4 separate regions of the Homo sapiens genome follow, and all the other regions are linked to region 1. Evidence: chromatin contacts called from ENCODE Hi-C or POLR2A ChIA-PET data. All regions are on one chromosome and are shown on one strand. The core of a region is the stretch at or near the end of the contact, and the rest is flanking DNA. Distances in the headings are between cores, read along the strand shown.

What was found. A loop is a pair of places that touch in the nucleus more often than their neighbours do. ChIA-PET counts read pairs that join two places held with the same protein, here RNA polymerase II (POLR2A). Pooled maps may share reads with other maps.
Region 2: a map with no recorded cell type shows a loop between it and region 1 (7-fold over the local background). The contact joins the promoter of SLC1A4 here to the enhancer-like site in region 1. A Hi-C loop is called at or near these places in 5 of 37 single-sample maps with no recorded cell type and 7 of 50 pooled maps. POLR2A ChIA-PET finds 5 or more read pairs at or near these places in 1 of 52 experiments (activated naive CD4-positive, alpha-beta T cell).
Region 3: a loop to region 1 is called in a pooled map, with 2.2 times the contacts of the local background. The contact joins the promoter of LINC02245 here to the enhancer-like site in region 1. A Hi-C loop is called at or near these places in 7 of 37 single-sample maps with no recorded cell type and 3 of 50 pooled maps. POLR2A ChIA-PET finds 5 or more read pairs at or near these places in 2 of 52 experiments (activated CD4-positive, alpha-beta T cell and activated T-cell).
Region 4: a map with no recorded cell type shows a loop between it and region 1 (2.9-fold over the local background). The contact joins two enhancer-like sites. A Hi-C loop is called at or near these places in 3 of 37 single-sample maps with no recorded cell type and 3 of 50 pooled maps. POLR2A ChIA-PET finds 5 or more read pairs at or near these places in 2 of 52 experiments (OCI-LY7 and activated CD4-positive, alpha-beta T cell).

The regions. Positions count from the first base shown.
Region 1 is chr2:64,112,920-64,115,597 of GRCh38, reverse strand. All of the region lies in intron 1 of PELI1 (pellino E3 ubiquitin protein ligase 1), which reads left to right. Among named protein-coding and RNA genes, the nearest start is that of PELI1, 30 kb to the left of the region's middle. RefSeq lists an enhancer at 1,395-1,474. Within about 2 kb of position 1,362, at least 5 of the 41 ENCODE cell types and tissues checked have a DNase peak (open chromatin) inside an H3K27ac peak, as active enhancers do.
Region 2 is chr2:64,988,059-64,990,736 of GRCh38, reverse strand. SLC1A4 (solute carrier family 1 member 4) reads right to left here and starts at 1,338. Exons shown (of 8, transcript NM_003038.5): 1 at 567-1,338. The coding sequence starts at 1,093. RefSeq lists silencers at 939-1,118, 1,329-2,028 and an enhancer at 752-1,336.
Region 3 is chr2:64,931,088-64,933,765 of GRCh38, reverse strand. LINC02245 (long intergenic non-protein coding RNA 2245) reads left to right here and starts at 1,319. Exons shown (of 3, transcript NR_036586.1): 1 at 1,319-1,421. RefSeq lists enhancers at 505-654, 695-764, 805-944.
Region 4 is chr2:64,729,320-64,731,997 of GRCh38, reverse strand. No RefSeq gene overlaps it. Among named protein-coding and RNA genes, the nearest start is that of SERTAD2, 77 kb to the right of the region's middle. Within about 2 kb of position 1,342, at least 33 of the 41 ENCODE cell types and tissues checked have a DNase peak (open chromatin) inside an H3K27ac peak, as active enhancers do.

The sequences.
Region 1 (2,678 bases), core at 113-2,612:
TGTGGATCTCAGTCCTAGCTCTGCCAGAGTTCTTTGGCCTTCAGTCACTGGGCTTTTCTGACCTACTCAGTTCCCTTATCTGGAAAATAGAGTTCAGACTTTCCTACCCAATTCACAGGGCTATTATGGGGGTCAAATAAAATAATCTTACGTGAAAGCATTTGGCTAATTACCATTCTATGCAAGTTCAAGATAGACCTTACCCCAAGGTTGATTCAAATTGACACCCTCTGTTGACCTAAAAGAATTCTCCCATGCTTGCCAAAACCTGCTTTTAATTTTTCTAAATATGGGCCCCTTAGTCCAGAAGATACTTATCTAGCCTCCAAAGATTTGCCTTTCTCTAAACAGCAGGCTACCCAGCAGTAGCCTTATAGCTACTTCTGTGGCCACTCCAGCTCTAGTCGCTTTCCTTCAACCATTTGAGAGAGGTAGCCACAATATTAAAATATTTTAAATGTACAGAAACATTAATCATTAATTGCCATCAAGGCAAGATTCTCATTCTCACTCTCAGCCCCTATCAATTCTAGTAAAATACTGAAACTACACCCGCCTTCAACTACACGGCCTTTACTAACACAAGTCTTAGTATAAATAACCTTTTATTATCAGTATCAGTATAATGTTAGTAAGCAAACATTAAGTACCTTACTGTGTGCCAAGAAGTATGCCAAAAAAAGGGGAAATTTCCATCCTAAGAACAATGTATGTTGTCTTCAAGATTAGAGCAGTGGTTCTCACAAGGTAGGGGAGTGAGTAGTGGGGAGATAGGAAGTTGAGGCATTTTTAAAGTCACAACTAGAATGTTCTACTGGCATCTAGGTAGAACAGAAAGGCCAGAGATACTGCTGAACCCCCTACAATGCACAGGCCAGTGCCCCACAATGTCAAAATGTCAGTAATGCCCAAGTTGAGAAGCCCCAGTTAAAGGAACAAATACTGTCCCTAGGAAAGATGTTAACTCCTTTTCCATCAGGATGAAATAAGTTATCCCTGTAGGTGATATACTATCAGCATGCTATTTGGCTTCTCTAAGAGAGGAGGGTGGGAATTTACACAGGTGGTGTCCTGTATCTTGGGAAGGGGAACATAGACTTCACTTCCTCCACTGCTGTGTTGAGAAGCTAAAAGACACTAGCAGAAAGTAGTAACCTCCAACTACTACTGCACACCATTATTTCTCCTTTTATGTAAAAATGCTATGTGTTACTCCTGCTGGTTGCAAAAGAATGAAGAAGGTGATTAAATTTTCACTCTTATCAAGAAACTGCTATGAATTAAACTCCAGTCATCAGCTGAATTGGTTTCATAAAATGGTTCCACCGCAAACATACTAAAGCAGTTCTTTCTGTTTGAGTCATCCTTTTGAAATCAGCCACAAGGAAACTCTAGTATAGATGGAAATCTGTTTTATCTGAGATAATATATGCAGTCCACATTGTTTTTCATCATAAAAAAATGTTATAACATTTTCATGTTTTAAAACATTTTCCTTTTTTTCTCAGTACCCCATTATGCCTACCCACTTGCCCACTAAAATAGAAGTGCTCAGAAGATATGTAAACAATCTGCATAAGATTTGTTTTGTCCCTTGCTTAGTATTTGTTTTGCTTTTTTTTTTAGGGCAGGAATTTTGTACTTGTGTTTAGTAGGTAGTAAGCAAAAGGCTGTGTGTGATGTAAATAATGAAAGAAAACATTTGTTAGGTTGAGAGACAAAGATTGATTTCTCAGTTTTTCTTCTTTAGGTGAAACTGACAGATATTATACAAAGTCTTTCCTTTGGGAAGACTTGATATGAAAATAATTGTATTTCACTGGCCCTTAAAAAGGAAATGATTAGAATGTTTAACAGTCAAATTAATAATACTATTCCTAATAAATACATATTTTATGAGTAACTTTTCATGTTCTCCCAGCCCACAAAGAAAATAACACTATTCCAGAATATGTTTATTTTAAAATTTTTTTTTAACTCTGGAAGTTTAGTTCCTGCTAATGAGAGCAACATGCTTTCGAGTATCAAGCAAAGTTTCAAAGTAATAGATAAAATAGAAGACAGTTTTATTAGGAAGATTTTCTTTAGCATTTCTTCTAGTCTTGAGTAGAATTAATGGTGCTATTTCATGTTCTTGGTGCTAGATAACATTGGGATAGGGCTGAATACATGAGGTCAAACTAACTTAATTGAAGACCAACAAATGAAGCCAGTAATCGAGACATTCGGATGTTTTTTATGTACATACTCATTTAAAGTTCTCAAGTACATGACTTCAGGAATTTTTTTTTTTTTTTCTTTTTTTTTGAGACAGAGTTTCTCTCCGTCACCCAGGCTGGAGGATCACAGCTCACTGTAGCCTCAAACTCCTGGGCACAAGTGATCCTCCCACCTCAGCTTTCTGAGTAGCTGGGGCTATAGGTGCATGCCATGACATTTGGCTAATGTTTTCTGTTTTTACTTTTTTTTTTTTAAATCTTTTGTAGAGACGGGAGTCTTACTATGTTGCGCAGGCTGGTCTCAAACTCCTGGCCTCAAGTGATCCTCTCACCTTGGCCTCCCAAAGTGCTGGGATTACGGGCATGAGCCACCATGCCCAGCCTAGGAATTCATTTTGAAGAATTCTTTTACTCAGATTTTAAAATATAGAGAGAATATATAAAGACAGTGAGTAGGAA
Region 2 (2,678 bases), core at 89-2,588, 880 kb before region 1:
TTTCTGGGCAATATGTCTCACTCAACTAACCCCAGCCCTATTATCCGTGGGTCCACTGATAACTGCAGAAAATTGCCAGCTTCCTTCGCAGCCAAGGACTGTAACAGAGAAGGCCATAGATTGCAAGCCGGATGACCCAAGAGGCAAAACTTAACCAATGCTCCCAGAAGCTTTTAGGCACCATGTGGGAGAAAATGAGGCGAAGCCACTGGGGCGTGGTCGGAACATTTTTACCGGGGAGAGCAGCGCGAGAGTATAAGGAGTAAAGAACAGGCGGGGCGGCTGGCTCTTCCCTAACAAACGCCCACCTAACGGTGGGGACTGGTTCTTGCTCAAAGATGCGGCCCTGCTCTTTCGATTGTGCGGTGCGCCCCAGCTGTTTGCAAAGGTGTGGTCAGCACGCAAAAACTCCAGACGTCATTTTGATATTTTTAAAACGTTAAACGCCACCAGCAGCCAGCTAAGAATTAACTCTTAGGAGTGTATAAGCATATGGGTGTATGAACTGGAGGGCATCCGAGAACTGGCGTCTCCCACTGGGCCCTGGGAGAGGTGGAGAGTGTTACCTGGCCAGGTCGAGGAAAGAGTCCACCGTCTCTTTGGGGACAGGAGGAGGCCCCGAGTCCTCCAGCCCCAGGTCGCTGGACTGAAGGGTCTGCGCACCGGATCCTGGCTTGATGATGAACGCCAAGGCCACGGCGAGCGCCGAGGCACTCAGTGTGGTGAGGCCAAAGTAGGCGACAGCGATGCCGCCCAGACGCCCGAGGCAGCTGGCATCGAGCGAGGCGGCGCCCGACACCAGGCTGCAGACCACCAGCGGCAGGATGATCATGCGCAGCATGCGGAGCAGCATCTCGCCGGGGAAGGCCAGGTAGGTGACCTGCGTGCGGCTCAGGCTGAGCCCGCGCAACGCCGCGCCCAGGCCCGCGCCCGCCAGCACCCCGGACACGGTGAGCAGCACCAGCGCTTGGCGCCGCAGGAAGCCCGCGCAACGCCGTGCGCGTCCCGCCGCGGTCCCCGGAGCTCCGGGCCCGGCCGCAGGCCCCGCCTGAGCGCTGTCAAGGTAGCCGTTGGTCTCGTTGCTCTTCTCCATGGCGCTACACGCCGCTCCGAGCTAGAGGTGGCAGGGGACGTGGGCTCTGGCAAAAGACGGGGTTCCCAATGAATGGGTCGGTCGGCCAGTTGTGCTCCGCAGGTTCTGGGAAGCCGCCCCGGGGGTCTCCGGGCCTGGCGCAGGAGCAGGTGCGAGAAAGGCGAGGAGAGGCGCAGAGTGCGGGTTGGAGCCGCGGGCGGAGAGGATCGCGCCCAGCCTCCCTGGAGCAGCCGCCGGCTGGAGATGATGCAAACGGGAGCCGCGAACGCGGACGCAGACGGGGAAGTAGGAGGGCGCGCCAGCGGCCCCAGCCCGCTCACTTCACGCCCGCCGTCCCGCCCCCTGTGGCGCTGGCCAATCACAGCCCGGGAGCCGCCGCCGGGAGCCGCCGCCGGGAGCCTCTGGTCCCCACCCGTGTCGCGGGTGCCGCAGGGGGCGGCCGGGCGGGAGGCTCCACCCGAGGCCGCGGGGGCGCGGGCGGCGCCGGCCAATCCTGGCGCCAATAGCCGCCTACCCGCCCGGCTAACGGAGGCCGGCTCCGGGCGACCGCGGGGAAGTGCGGGCTGAAGGACCGCCCGGGCTCCTTGGCACCTGCCGGGCCCTCTCCCGCGGCCGGGATCTGAGTCCTCGGGGCCAGAGGGCCCGGGAGAACTTAGAACGCAGCGGCGTTCCTCCTCCTGAGGACTGTGGGAGGGGAGGGAGGGGAGGGGAGAAGAGAGGAGGAGAGGGGAGGATCCCTCTCTCCCGGGTGGCGCTTTCGCCCCGCGCGGCCCGCGCTCCTCTCCAGAGCTCGCCGGCCTCTCCCGCCAGGGGGCCGGGCGCGGTGAGGGGGCCCGGGGCGGTCCTGCCGTCGCGTCCCCTCCTGCGGAAGATCCCTTCTTCCAGGGGTCCTCAGGGGCTTGTGCGGTAAAGCACGCCATGGTGCCCAGCAAGGCCCCGGCCTTGAGACAAAGGACGGACCGGAGGATGGATGAATAAGGGGAGCCTTCGCACGCGCTCATTAGGGCTCTAACGCAGCCATACCGCTAGAGAAAGGGGGCTCGCTGTGCCACCAAACCCGGCGCCCCTGGGCCGCGGAACCGCGCGCACCGGGGCGCTCCTGGGCTTGTGTCCTGGGGCCATCAGGATGGGGCTGGGTCGCCCGCCAGGCAGCTGTCTGCGGTATGGGCGTTTAAGACGCAAAGCTCTTCTAGAAGAAACAGAGCTCTCACGCCACCACTTCCAGTTGGTTTCTGCCACGTAACCAAAGCTGAAACACAAGCCACTGGATTTTAACCTCTTCCGTTCCCAGGCCTGAGCCCTGGCGAGAAAACAGCGCAGACGGCGGTTTGGCCATCCTGAACGGTTCCTTATTGTTCACGTTCTATGGATTTCCTGTTTATTTCATCTTTTATTTGATATCTGCTTTGGCCACGCGAGTTACAAGGGAAACTTCTGCTGAGTCTTTTTACTGTATCACAGTTATTATATTTTTATATTTTTTTATTCTGCTTGTGAATTGTTCTTTAAAGACTTCCGTGGGTGGTCTTTTGTTTTTTCTTTTTCCTTCCTTCCTTCCTTCCTTCCTTCCTTCCTTCCTTCCTTC
Region 3 (2,678 bases), core at 70-2,569, 820 kb before region 1:
CTGGAGTGCAGTGGTGCGATCTCGGCTCACTGCAATCTCTGCCTCTCAGGTTCAAGCGATTCCCCTGCCTCAGCCTCTCGAGTAGCTGGGACTATAGGCGTGTGCCACCACACCCAGCTAATTTTTGTATTTTTAGTAGAGTCAGGGTTTCACCATGTTGGCCAGGATGATCTCACTCTCTTGACCTCGTGATCCACCCATCTTGGCCTCCCAAAGGGCTGGGATTATAGGCATGAGCCACTGCAACCAGCCAAGAGTATTTTATTGAATTTTACTTTCTATACTTTTGTCAGAAAATAAAAATTTCCAAATATAAAATTGTTATTATTTATAATTATTAATTATATTAAAATTGAATCTTCCTTTTAAAAACACTCATGTTCCTGTGAACCAGCAAGTACATCACTCCCTTGGGCTAGAGCCCCCAGTTGAGACTCGATGAACTCCAGCAGAGACTCTGACGAAGGAGTGACACAGTGTGTTGGGTCAGAGAGAAATGTGAAGCCCAGCAAACATATGTTCAAATCCAGATGCCACCATTCGGTGAACATGCACCCCGAGCAACTTTCCAGGGCTTACTTTCTTTGTCTATAAAATGGGAACAACAGGTACAGTACCATCTAGTCCATGGGGGTCACCAGAAGAAACTAGAAGATGTAACACACAAGGAACATTTAGAAGCAAGCATGTAACAAACACTCAGCAAATGGCGACTACATTATAACTTGTCCAGCCAAATAGATATGACCAGTGGTAACACGGAACTGAGAATTTTCACAATGTACTATTTTTACATCTTAATTTCTTTGGGCTTCTCTGCTTCCTCTTTTTAAAAAAGCTTACCACCCACTTGTTATTCTGGAGGGGGATGAACATAGATAAAAAGAGAGTTTAAGAACTCTTCATGGAAAGATAGCCAAACCACTAAAATACTATTTCAACAGAGGAGGTCACAGAATGGTGGAATGGTAGATCTGTAGGACTAAAGGAGACCTCAGATTTGTCACTCTTATCTGACTCATGAAACTGAGACCCAGAGAGGTGAAAGGGTGTGCTCGGTCCGGTAGCTGTGTTGCAGACTATGTGAATGGCACCTCTTGGTGTCATGCAATGCATAACAACCACCTGTGCAGCCTCATGGCCCTGCACAACCTCCTGACCACAGCGATGGAATAAAGTGGTCCAGTCAGGGGCATTTTCAGCCTCTGGGGATGTTGATATAGTAACTCCTCCTCTTTTCCCATACCCTGAAAAAATGCAGCCCAAGAAGCTGCCGATGCTCTTACAGCTGTGAGGGGAGGGGCTGCCCGAGGAGAGAGGTAACCTAGAGTTGAGAGATGGAGGAAGAGATACAGAATCTGGATGGCTATGCTCTGATCCTGTAATCCGACTATGCCTGAATGTGGATCTACCTTCCAAAGGTAGGGTGCTTTTCGTTTGTTTGAGCCATCTGGTGTCAGATGTTCTGTCACTTACTACCTTGTTATAATTAATAGAGGAGCTCAAAGAGCTATAAATATCTAAGGAGGAAGAGTTCAGGTTGCAAAGCCTTCCTAGACAAGGTTGCTTCAAAGGAAGGTCTGAAAGGAAGAATGGGAGGCAGGCAGGCTGCAAAGGGAGAGAAAATTCAGGGAAGGAGAAGACCAGGAACAGAGGCCTGAGATATGAGAGCCTGGTACTATGGACTGGATGCTTGTGGCTCCCCCCTTCCCCCTAATCGACTTGTTGAAGCCCAGTCCCCATTGTGATGGCATTAGGTGGTGTGGCCTCTGGAAAGTAATTAGGCCATGAGGGTGAATCCCTCATGAATGGGATTAGTGTCTTCATGAAAAGACAGGAGAGAGCTTGCTTTCTATCCTCTCTGCCATGTGAGGACACAACGAGAGAATGGTCATCTGCAAACGAGGAAGAGGTCCCTTACCAGAGCCGACCATGCTGGCGCCCTGATCTGACTTCCCGGCCTCTAGAACAGTGAGAAATAAATCTCTGTTGTCTAAGCCACCCAGTATATAGTCATTTATAACAGCACAGAGTGACTGAGACACCTGGGGTGGGGGTGTTTGGGGAATCATATTTAATTAAGCCTATTTGGTTAGAGTGTTGGATATCCAAAGCAGGTAACGGGGGTTAGGATTAAAGATGTAGGTTCCTACCAGTCTGTGAGTTTGTTCTTTTGTATTTTGGATAATAATTCAGCAAGAGAGGAGGGATGAGAATGAAAGGAGAGAACTGGTTGCGAGACTATTGGTAATTTTTGAAGTATGAGAGTCCATGGCTTCTAAGGTGACCAACTGTTCTGATTTGCCCGGGACTGAGGAATTTCCCAGGATGTGGGACTTTCAGTGCTAAAACTGAACAGTTCCATGCAAATGGGGATGATTGAACACCCTGAAACATCACCCAAACCATAAAGGAAGATATTGATAGATTTCATTCCATAAAAAATAACATGTGAATGAAAAAACAGAAAATAGTCTGAATGCATCTAAACTGTTTTTCTCTAGAAAAAAATTAAAATAAATGACTATCTCTTTGGGACTCAAGCCATTTAGTGACATTGCCCTTCATTTCCTGATTGCCAGTATCCAACCTCCTTGTGCCTGAACCCCATCAGTACTAGGAGCCCTGTCGCCTATGAATTCCCAAGTTCCTACATCTCACTTTAGCCAAAATCATCC
Region 4 (2,678 bases), core at 93-2,592, 620 kb before region 1:
ACTGGTGTCATACTTTTTATGCTCCTGTTATGTCTAACTATAAAATGAAGGAAGTGCTCATGGCACTTCCCCCTTATTTAGTGAGTTCTCCTCCGCAGCTCTCAGAGGAGATGGCCAGGGTCCGGCTGAATGCGCAGTCCATGTTTCTGTTCTTTTCTAGTTCCTGTAATGTAATGTTGCATAAAACTTTCACTCGTTGTCTTCTTTTTTTCTTATGTCCTCTTAAAAATTGAAAAGTAGTATTTTCTATTATCATCACCATTTCTCATACACTGAGAATAAGGACCATCTTGGCTAAGTGTTTGACCTAGGATTATATGTAATGAACTGCAGAGCCAAAAACAGAACTTGGGATTCTTTCTGGGCTTCATTTTATTCCTGAGCCATAGTTTCTCCTTTCTTCAGCTACACTTAAAACAGGACCAAAGAAACTAATTTCCAGGGACCAAGAATATTTCCCACATCTCTTCCATCTCTTCTTCAGTGTTCCAGTGTTAGGATTTACACGAGATTTATTGTCTGAGGTAAAGTTTCATTGCCAGTTATAAACACGATCCGCTCCCATATTATTCCTGATTTGACTGCTGTCCCAGAAGGTGATGGATAGTTGAAGAAAGATTATAATGAAAGCAGCCCCTATTTTCTTTTTTGCCCTCTAAATTTGATTTAACAGGCTGCTTTCTGCCAGGAAATTTCATGAATGGGCAAATGTTAATAAGCCAGATTTTTTTCCTGTTTATAGTAATAAATGTAACAAAATATCTCCCCAAAGTGGATTCAGTTAGACTATGTTAGTACTTGAGTGAGTACTTCCTGAACTTATAGGAGGAAGCAACTGCAACCACTCTGAAAATGAAGTGGTTCCTATAAAACTTGGTTACTGCAGTCTGAATATATTTCATGCTTTGAAATATTTTGTCCATAGTTCTTTTGTTAGTGAATGTAGAGCTTGAGGAGAGTTCTGTAAAAACTAGAATCAACTGTTTTGCTTTCAAAATGCTTTTTAAAAATCAAACTGAGGATAAAGTTGCCGAATGACAGGTTTTCCCCGCTTTCAGAGTAACAAAAGTGAAAGTTGCATTTTGATCAATTTTGCTTAGTCTTCTTAGTGAAATCGTAAGATCCAAAGTACATGCTGTTGTGCACACACCAAGCAGTTAAGCAGTTTTGTTGTTTTAGTGCCGCTGAACGTGAACTGGTGCATGTCCACACATGCCACGCATAAAGAGTCCATTCTTGCTCACGTGCAGACTGAGAAGCCTGGCCATAGAGGTCTTGGGCTCAGTGGAAATTGGCAGCCTCTCTTCTCCTGTAAACAACAGCCTGACGTCACCCCATGCAGTGGTGATAGCAGACCCACTTCAGAGATTCCCAATTGACAGAGCTGTGGAAGGGCTGGCTTTGATCATCTTCAGTCACGCTTGAGTGAATGCAATGCAGAGAAATTTGTTAATGTCAGAAATACTGGAGTAGCCCTTTAAAACTGTTTTTAAAATACTTATCTGTGAATTTTCACATGTAATCCCAACAACAAATCTGTGTGATCAGCAAGAGAATTGTGGCTATTCCTATGTTAGAAATGTGCCAATTCAAGTCCAGAGAATAAAAAAGTTAGTAAATGGTGGTGGAATGACTGAAATTCAGGCCTTCTAAACCCTGCCTTGTCTCTCTTTCCACTATATTAAATAATTTCTGTAGAATAGTAATTGTTAATTGTTCCATTCTGCTATTTCCTCTCCCATCTAAAATGTGTGGGGTGATGATTTATGAGTTTTCTTTTTTTCCCCAGTCAAGACATCTGTGCATTAACATCAGATACACTCTTTCTGCATTTGGGAACTCCTAGACAATAAGGTAACCCACTCCTCTGCTTCTGAGAGAGCCTTTGAAAAATCTAACATAAGCCTACACTCACAACTTAATTGGAAAGATTTATTAACAAGATGATCCTGTTGCTCATTTGGCTTCTGAAAGCTACATAAAATTGAGAGGATGAATCGTCGTAATTCTTTTGTGTTGTTAACTGGAAGAGACAAAACCAACATGAAAGGACTGCTCTATTAGTTAGAAATCAGAATTTTATTGGGGGAGGAGGAGAAAGTTGAATAGCCACTGGTGAAAATATAACTTATTTGTTATATGAAATAGTTGTCTTTTCTCATGTGCCCACTTCTGGTTTATTTTCAGGCAGTTACAAAAAGTAGAAAAAGAACTATTACCTTCCATGATTTATATAGTTGCATATATGATTTGGGAATACTTCAGGCTGTAGGTAGCTCTTGGTTTTCTGTTTGTGACTAAGTTAGTTTTTCAGGGTGACATTAAGAATAGGCAGGAAGAGTGCTTAGATATCTGTGGATTATCCATAGTGAAGTATGTGGACCTTCTCTGCTGAATGCCCGGAACTTGGAGCAGCTCACCTGGGAGGTGTATGTTTAGGGAATACAAATTTATGTTGATTTTAGTTTACCCTAGACTGAAAATGTATTAACATCCTATACATTAAAGCAAATGTAGTTTTAAAAAATAAACGGCTTTTTAAAATGTACTTTGGCAGATAGCAAGCACTCAAAAAAAAGAGTTTTAAATAAAGCTGTGATAATCAGAAGTTAATTATTTAGCAACCTCAGTAAGCTAGCATCTATACAATAGTTGACTAAAATATACCCAAGAGAAAA